Regions from separate parts of the Mus musculus genome. Here region 1 is linked to region 2. The links are chromatin loops, found by intact Hi-C in ENCODE. Cell type or tissue: left cerebral cortex. All regions are shown on one strand. Each heading gives the region's core, and the rest is flanking DNA. Links, peaks and the distances in the headings are about the cores only.

The links. A loop is a pair of places that touch in the nucleus more often than their neighbours do. Peaks named below come from ENCODE experiments on the same cell type or tissue, not always from the same donor. Only the 100,000 strongest peaks of a DNase experiment are listed, where the experiment ranks them.
Region 1: it touches region 2 in a loop (3-fold over the local background); 1 of 42 quality-filtered maps calls a loop at or near these places.

Annotation. Positions count from the first base shown.
Region 1 is chr8:14,328,704-14,333,430 of GRCm38, reverse strand. The region is part of intron 3 of Dlgap2 (DLG associated protein 2); the gene reads right to left. Among named protein-coding and RNA genes, the nearest start is that of Gm26184, 58 kb to the right of the region's middle. In left cerebral cortex, for the core only: no CTCF peak of the experiment used is centred there; a DNase peak (open chromatin) is centred at 1,964.
Region 2 is chr8:14,107,334-14,112,060 of GRCm38, reverse strand. All of the region lies in intron 1 of Dlgap2 (DLG associated protein 2), which reads right to left. Among named protein-coding and RNA genes, the nearest start is that of Dlgap2, 14 kb to the right of the region's middle. In left cerebral cortex, for the core only: a CTCF peak has its summit at 4,249 (motif pointing right); DNase peaks (open chromatin) are centred at 1,065, 1,481, 2,428 and 2,548; H3K27ac peaks cover 333 bases.

The sequences.
Region 1 (4,727 bases), core at 314-4,313, 220 kb before region 2:
TGCCAGGAGAAGATTTCTCATCCAGTCTGTACTTTCCCTACCCCTCCAATCCACCAGCCTGTGCCTCAAGGAAATAGGAAGCACGGGAGGGCTGTCCAGGTCCTCTGTCCCATCCCCTTGCCTCCTGGTACCATCTCATCCAGGAAGAGTACAGACAAGGTAAGCAGCAGAAGCCAGGGCAGAACTGAGCCATGTCTCAACACACAGGGAGGTGTAAGGCCAAGGATAGCAAGGACAGAGCAGGAGAGGCAAGATGGGAAACACACACACACACACACACACGTGTTTTAATGAAGACACACACATACACACACATGCAGAAGTCCACCTGGATGCCGGAGTAGGACACCAGCAGCCACCACCCTGCCCTTCTTCAGAGCAGAGCCTTGAGAAGCACAGATAAGGTGATAATGCAGTTGGAGACGGAGCTTCTGAGGAAGCTGAGAGTCAGGACACCACCAGGGTAGCGGAGGGGGCTTCAGACTGACAGCTACCAGACAAACGCACGTGGGGGAAGAACCACGCGCAGATCACGGGAGGCAATCGTGCTGAATTCAGAGGGAAAATTGGACGGTGGTGTCAGCAAAATCAGAGGCTGAAGGAAGGATAACTGGTGCGTCTAAAGAGGAAGATGTCACACGCGATATCAAAACACAAGCAAAGTATCCCAAAGACAGGACACTCCAAGGACAGGACAGGAGGGAGTGGCTCGGCCACGGAGAAAGAAGGAAGCCCACAGCTGGGAACGACGTGCTGTCTTTTAACTAAACTGAAGAGAATGGCCAATATCAAAAGATGTCCTGACTGTGCATTGCAGCTCCGAGTACATTTTCTCTAAAAAGCCACGTAGACCTAAAGTAAGAGGGTGCGATTAGCCTGTGCTGTGTCTGCAGAACCACATTGACTTTATAAGTGCTAAGGACTTGCTAAGGAATTCAACCTGAGCTTGCAGCAGACAGCGCACCACTCTAGTCCTACAGAGGGCCACAGATGGACTTTTAGGGAGAAGGAGGCTGACTGGACTGGGAAGGAGATACCAGACGGTGGCTGGGTGACTACTCAGAGTGCTTAATGCTCATGTATGAAATGGCCAAGGAAGAAAATTTGTCAATAAAAAAATGGGTTTGAGGGGTTAGTCTAACAGAAACTAAATAGCGATTTAAAAAAAATCAGCCCCTCAAAAATCAGGTTACCTGCCATTGCTAAAGAATCCTTGACCAAAAAGCTCACACACATGTTTCAGTGCATGTACACAAACATACATATGTGTGTTTGAGTAAATCTGTGAGTGTACATATATGCATATATGTACATACATGATGTACATATGTGTGTGTGTATGTATATGTACACACATATTTGTGGTGGGAGAAGAAGCAGGAGGAGATCAGATAGTCTTTTTTTTTTTTCTTTTTCAGTTTTCCTTTCTCCCTAGATCATATAAGAAAGCCTATCTCTGGAATGGGAAAACATCCCCATGGAAACACAACAACGATTTTCTTTCCACAACAGCCTCTTCGCTGGAATAAAATAAAATTAAATGCATTTTATTTTTCATGAACTAAACGCCACATCCATCAACACTACATCTTAGCAAAGGATGTCTCCCCTCATACTGTGTCTGTCGCCCAATGGCGGCTGTTCCCTGGCAGTAGGAGATTCGAGTCTCCTTGTACCTGTCTATGTCCGCTCAATGTCTTCCTACGTAAATTGCTTTTCATCTCTGAAATTATCTAAAAGATCAAGTACAATGCTATATGCCTTGTGGCTTCATTTCAACATTCCAAGCACAAGCTTGTAAAGTGACAAGGACTCGGTTTTCAGTCTGAAAAGCTGATACCCAAAGCAAATGTCTTGGGATGAGTCAGCAGAATTTGGATGAGTCAGCAGAATTCAGATGGCGAGTGTCTGTGCCCCAGTGACTGTTTTCGATAAACTTGGATATGATGACTAATACAGCCCATCACACATGCGCTCCACTGAAGAACACAGAAGTTACTAACTCACACCGTGAATTCTCGTCTGCATGAAGCATCATTGCCTTGGGATAGATTCCTGTTATACTGCAGAAGTGGTGTGAAATAGGCTGAGTCATGGAAGGTGACAGCGATCTGTGTCTGCCTATCCTGGGATGTTTTATCAAAACAAACCAGCAAGAGCATCATGCTCAGATAGAGACTGCCAAGTACACATCCCAGACTTAGGATTCTCTTCACATTGTCATGGTCGATACTAATGACCACAACTGCAGAAGTGAAATGAAAAGTATATGAAGCCCCGCCCCAGGCAGAGTCTCATCGGTTGGATAGTTTAAAGCTAAGTTTACCTTCAAGAGATGATGGAAGCAGCTAACTATTCTTGTAATCCACTTTTGAATCTTCCTGGGTTGTTATCGGGAAACTCACTCAGAACAGACTCTTACAGAGAAGACTGTCTACTGACATGTCACCTCTGCATCTTTGTGCACACCCACATTTCTGGATACTCTGTCCTAGCAGCATTGCTCCGCCACCAAGCTGACAACTCAGATAGCAGCCTTGCACACCGATGCGGAAGGACATGCGACAGAAGCTGTTCCGTACATCAGAGTGCTTCTCCTCTTTCTGTGGGTGATGCCTGCACTGCCTGAAGCAATCTGAACTCCAAAGCAACATCAATGATCCCTCAAAGCACCCCAGAGTGGTCTGTGGGGAATACCATACATCTGCCATCTTCTATTCAAAGGAAAAAGAGTTAAGATACTGGCACTAAAGACGACGTCCCATCCAGATGTCTCTGCTTCCTGCAGACTCTGTCTCCATGGAAATGAGAAGAGTAGGGTAACCCATGGGCCTGAAGAGCTCAGATCTCAGTTAAATGCCTGTTGATGACCCACCTACCTCAACCTACCTTGGAACAGCAGAGTCTAAGGGCAGGGGTTACTGAGAGCCCAGTGGGACCTTTGGCATAGGGGAGAAATTAAACATCTGTGATGACCACATCTTGACTACATCCAGAATGAACTACAATCCAGAAATGGAAGGCACATCTGTGATGTAGATCTTGAGGCTGGAAGACAGGCTTCTGACTCAGATCTTAACATGGAGATCTTGAGGCATAGTAACCATGAAAATCTTACACGCAGGCAAGGTAGTACAAGCCTTTAATCCCAAGAGACTGAGGCAAGCAGATCTCTGAGTTCAAGGTCAGCCTGGGACAAAGCAAATTTCAGATCCAGGCACATCTGGGCCACACCTTGTGCTGGAGGCCTGTATGAGGGTATTGGAAGAAGAAAGGGCTCACCCTTCTTTGCCTGCTTGCACTTACTTGCCAGCACATCTATCAGCACCTACCTCTTCAGGATTCCAGCTTATACAGAAGGCCAGGTGAAACACCCAGCTTCGTGGACTAAGCAACTACTAGGTTTGAGGACTTCCAATTCACAGCTGCCCATTGTTGGGTTAGTTGGACTACAGACTTGTAAGTCATCACAATAAGTCACAATAAATTCCCGTACTATATAGAGACATTCTGTATATAGAGACATTCTGTATATAGAGACAGTCTGTATATAGAGACATTCTGTAAGTTTTGTGACTCTAGTGAACCTTGATTAATACAAAGTCCCACCTTTGCCATAGGTGTTCTCTGTGTTCTACACTGAAGCCCATTTGATATTCACTCAACAGTGCGGGACACACTCCATCTCACTGCTCTGAGAAATGATCAGCTCAAATGAGTCTCTCACAGTACCTTTGAAGCAGAGAGAATTTGATTTATGACAATTAGTTGGTCTCAGCCTTGTAGCGTTCTCCTATGTGGAACAGTGAGCATTAGTAAGCAGCCCGCAGCTAGATCCTGCCAATTCCTATGCTAATCTATCTAAGTGCTGATACCCACCTCAAGACTTAAATAGAAGTGTGTGTAAGGTTGTAGCTATGTATATACATGCCAGAAATACTGAAAATTATCTGTGGTAACTGAGAGGAAAAGCATTCATTAAACTAGAATGAAAATTGGCATCTAATTATTTAAAAAAATGTGTATTGTTAATTGTATTGTTAGGAAATTCTCCCAATAAATAAGATATTTAATTTCAAGTTTCTATAAATTTTAACTAAGATTCAATAAGAACTGCTTCTATCAGATATGACTGAATTTTAACTTCTCAAAGTTTTTAAAAATGCACAAGGATGAGAGGACTATATGCTACGTATCAGCTTCTTGCTCCTATTTAAACTGTTCTACGGAGTAAATCTGAGTGGTTCCAATTACTCAGGTAAAATTACATCTACAACAATAAGAATACATGGCTTCAATTTTACGCATTCTTGTTCATGTATTAATCCACTTACAGTCAGGTTCATGGGCTTGGGGATTCCTGCACTGAGCAGAATAGCCCTAGGGCCTATTTCAGGACTCTGAGAGGTAAGTCCTACGCATCTATTTCAGGGACTACCCACGTGGCATGGCTGTGTGAACCTGCTTCGCTGTTGCTGTCTGATGTAGTTTACACACTCTATTTCCTAAGTCATTAAGGCAAAATGCACTCAAATATGGGATGAACTGGTGTCTACAGATTAAAATAGAATGGCTTCTTAGTTTGCCGGTATATATAACTCGAATCACACTTTGGGGACTTGTTTCTCCACCATGAAGTGACTGGCCTGAGCTAAAAGTATCCTGGCTTCCCCAGCTCCAATGTTTCAGATGACGCCCTATGCAACACCTATGGGGCATAGCCCATA
Region 2 (4,727 bases), core at 338-4,337:
CTAGAAGCTCCTAACACAATTCTTGAAGTGCACACAACATGCACACAGCACAAGCTTGGGTGTGCTGTTCCTACCACAGCCGGCTTAAAAACTCACAACTACAACAATCTCCAGCGAAAGTTCCAAAACAACGGCAGTGTGAGACATCCAAGCATCAGCAGTCAAGGTCCTAACCCAGTGAACTGACACACTTTTCACAGTGTCTGACTGATGAGAACAAAAGAACTCACAGAAGCCTCTAGGCTGGTTCCCAGGCCCTCCCGCTGCTCCCCTTCTGTGCCTCCATCCACTCTCCCTGGGATTCCCACTTCCCCTGTATCTCACCTACATGGCTACTCCTTACACGCCTGTCCCAGGCTCAAGCTCTCCGTGCCCTCCTCTCTCACTGCAATTCTCTCATTGCTTTTTCTAAGCAAACAGTTAAACTAAATATAATTATGATTTCATTAACTCCTGTTCTTTCTATTGACTGCATTCCCTGATTTCCCCTAAGGACCTTCGTGTAAATAAGTCCTAGCTTTATTAGCCAGAAATGCAGAAAAGGAAACAAACTCACTCCCCTAAATGGGATGGGTCTCTGAAGTGTATTTAAGTTATTGTTCTGAGATACGTAGTAGCAATTCTTCAGAGAAGTAAGCCTTATCCTTTCTCTGTAAAGAAGTAGGAAGATCTTTGCCATATTGTTACACCAGGTGTAAAATTTCAGGTTTAGGTCCCACCCATAAAGATTACCTAACTTTTCAATGGATTCTGAGTTACCTGTCTGCAAAAGAGAGATGGCTGTCGCTGACTTAAGTGCACCAAGGTCAAATTCTCTCTTAGTTTGTAACTGCTTGGTCTTTTAAGAAAAAAAAATGTAGGAGAAACAGACTGACAGTGGAGCAGAGTGACAACTTTTTGCCATTTCCAAAATTAACAGCTGGGAACAGGGACGAGCATGAGTCGATTCTCATAATTACCCATCTCCCTCTCCTACCTCATTCACAAGCATCACCCACTGAAGGTGCCACTCATCCTCTGGACCTCGGTGTCCCCGCCCACTTGTCCCCGCCCACTTGCTCCTCACACGCCCACTAGCATGGGTCCAGCTGAACCAGCAAGAACGCTTCACGATCCTCATCGTGAAGCCCCATCAGCACGGAACACATCTTGCGCTGGGAGATGGCTCAGTCAGTGAAGAATTTGATGAGCACGCTTTAGGAAGTGACATACAGTCAGTAAAGCCTGGTGAATTGGGGACACAGGACGAGCATCCTTTTTCAGAAGTTGCAGAACGTAGCGGACACAGAAGGATGATTGCTGTGTGTCTAGCTGTGCTGTCCATGAGGGGTCTCGATGAACTAAGCTCCCAGGTCACCTTACTCGAACGGTCCTGACCACCATTTCCATCTCCTCAATCATACATTTCAAAGGAGAGCCCAGTATCTGCAACGCCTGGACAGAACTCACTGCACTCGGCACAGAACTCATGGTCAGAATGAAGCCAGGAAGCCAAGGCTCCTCTGTGGTGCCTCCCACACAGAAACATAACGGCCACACCAAATCTCTACAGCAACTGTGCCTGGCCGACGCTCCAGGAGCCTCCAGCAACCCACCTCTCTGCTTGCCCTGCACCATACAACCTTCATGTCTGTGCTTCTCACTGGACCATGGGATTTTCAGGCCAATGGTTAAGTCTGACTCATTTTTTTAACCACAGCCATGTGAACCTTCTAGACAGCTTCTCATCCAAGGGGTACAAGGGACAGGCGCAAAGCAATAATGGTCGCTACAACAGGAAGTCGGGGTGGAGCCGAGGCTCAGCCCCTCCTCTTTATTCTAAATTCAGAAAAGGCCTGTCTGTAGTGCCTTTAGCATGTGAGTGTGATGACCATGAACTGCCAAGTATATCATACTGTAAGAAGAGCACAGGACACACACCTGCCACACCTCCAAGTGGCAGGAAGATAAAAATGGATGATTCAGAGCCTAGGAGTCACCCTGGGTGCTATGTTCAGAGATATAGATGGTGTGCCTCTTGTGTAGTAACAAGTGGCTAGTTCTTTGTGAGGGAGAAAAAAAAAAGCCTGTAAAAAAGGAAGCCAGAAGTAACAGAAACTTAAGAGTTAGTGGAAGGACAAAGTCAGGAACTGAGAAGAAGGCAAATCCCTTATAACCCTTAATATTTTGTGGTGCCCTCAAGGAGAAGATGGGGAGAGAGTCAGAGGAAGGTCAGGAGACATACAGACCCTCCACTGCCAATGCTTAGAAGGACAGCATGGTTAAGCTCCATGGTATTTACAAATAGCAGGCGCTGGCAAGAGGGACTAGCAATACCTGTTGCTGGCAGAGGGGTAAAAGAAGAAACTTCCAGCTAACAACCATCTGGCCAGGGCACCTTCCCAGGTGGAAGAGTGGGCCCTGAGATGAAGATTTCAAAATAGATTTATTTCCAGACTGGACACCGTTCAGAAACTAAATTTAGCCAGCTTGAATTCTTTTTTAAAAATGCTATCCCATTAAGCCTTTTCACAGAGGAAGTCTACATTTCATTACAAAACAGAACACAGCGTTCTGGGATCAGCTGGAGGCCCAGGAGGGGCAGCTGCAAGGTACACACAGTTGGCAGACATACAGTGGAGCTGAGGAGAAGGCAGGCTCCAGGCAAATGAACCAAGGGACTCTAGCTGTAGTCACCTTGAAAATCACACATAAAAGCACTTGTGGTCATTATTTTAAAAGATAACCCATTTGGTAAATTAGACAAAGTAACTCTTTAATTTGCCTCTTTGTTGCCGTGCCTTTGTGACTCAGCCATTTCTCAAATGCTCTCCAGCTCCTTCCTTACTAATTGGTTTAAATTTTTTGATCCTTTACTTATATATAAAGCCTGTTCTCCTTCTCAGGGTAAAGGTGCTCCTTCAACGATCACATGCACTATGGCTTATCTGGGCCAACAAAAAAAACCCTACATATTCTCTCATCTTCCTTGAGCCTTTATCTTGTTTGGAGACAAGGAGACCAGGTGTCCTTTGACACTTTGTGAAGTTCTTGCCTATATCCTCTTATTGGCCTCTGTCATCCCCATGACTGCAGAGACTATAGCAAAATTGGCATTGGCTTCTGGGCACTGCTGGCCTAAGACACAGTTGACTAATAGTTTTAAAGTTCTTAGAAGTGGTCATGTTACTGGAGTACCAAAGTTGTACCCAAGGAGTTCTTATCAAATTCCTGGAATCCATAAACCTGACCTTATTTGGGGCAGAAAAGTCTTTGAAGGTCTGCTCATCAAGGACTTTCTGGTGAGAGGTTAATCCCAGGTCTCTGGAAGAGGGCCCTAAGTAAACCAGAAGTATTCCGTGGCACAGAGATTTAGGTATATACAAAACCATCTGAATACAGAGACTTTGGGAGACTGGTGTGGCCACAAGTCATGGACCACCTAAAGCCACTTGAAGCTCAAAAAGACTGGAAAGATCACATTTTTAGCAGCCAGAGCTACAAGACTACATACATGTTTATGTCATTGCAAGCCACCAACTTAATGGCAATTTATTATGGCAGCCTCAATAAACTAAATACACCTTTAGCGAATTTACTAGAGGAAAAATAGAGTTTCAGAAAATAAAAGAATTACAAAGTAAAAGCTAATTTGGGGTAATGGAACTTATGTGAAGAAGAAAGTATAAAGAAAAGAAGAAATGGGGGCTATATTATATACTAGAATATTAAACATGGACTAAAAAGAAAACTGTAGATATTTTAGATCAAGTTCTTAGCAAAATAAATAAATAAACATAGTTATCAATTTTGATTTAAAAATCAAGAAGATAATTGCAAAGAAGTATACCAAGAAAGAGATTATACTTATTTGTAGGCCACAGAATCAATGCTGACTGTTAACACATTAATTTATGCCTCGATATAATTGCAAAGCATTTAACACATATTAAAGACCTAGAAAAAAAGAAAATGCATGGATAGAGCCCAAAGATTCTCCTATCCATCCTACATGAGGGAGAGAACAAATACTTCTGAGGAGACAGGACTCTGAAAAGACAGACTGCATGACAGTTAACGGGGGCGGGGGGGGGCGGGGGGGGGAATCTGGCCGCTAAGGAAATGCATCACCAATTGCACAATGAAACAGTGACCTCTGGGTTTCCCCTATTCTTGTTCCCTTGAAACATACAAATGCATTTCAAAGAGGATCCTACGTATGTTACAGAAGAAGGATGTAAAGGAATGGAGCACTAGGGGGCAGAGCCAAGAGAGCTGCACACGGCAGGCAATTCATTCCTTGGAAGGCTATTGGCGAGGCTATTAACAAATCCATACCACTAGGCATCTGGATTTAACCTAGTGCACACACAGGAATTTTCTTCTACACTACAATATTTTAAGATGATATAAGCCAGGGATCTTGGGGCTAACGAGATGGCTCAATCAGTTAGATGCTTACCATGCACATAAGAGGACCTGAGTTTGGAGCCTCAGCACCTGTGTAAATAGTTGAGAGTAGTAATGGACCTATAAACATGGCACCAGAAGGGCAGGGACAGGCAGATCTCTAAAATTTGCTGGCCTAATCTAAGTAGGGAGGCGGGGTTAGGTTCTGTTCTTTCTCAACAGAATAGATGGAGGGAGACCAACATTAACCTCTGGCCACCACACACACATATGCACGTATAAACACATGAATCTGCATGCACACACAAGCAAGAACATGCATATAACATACACACACA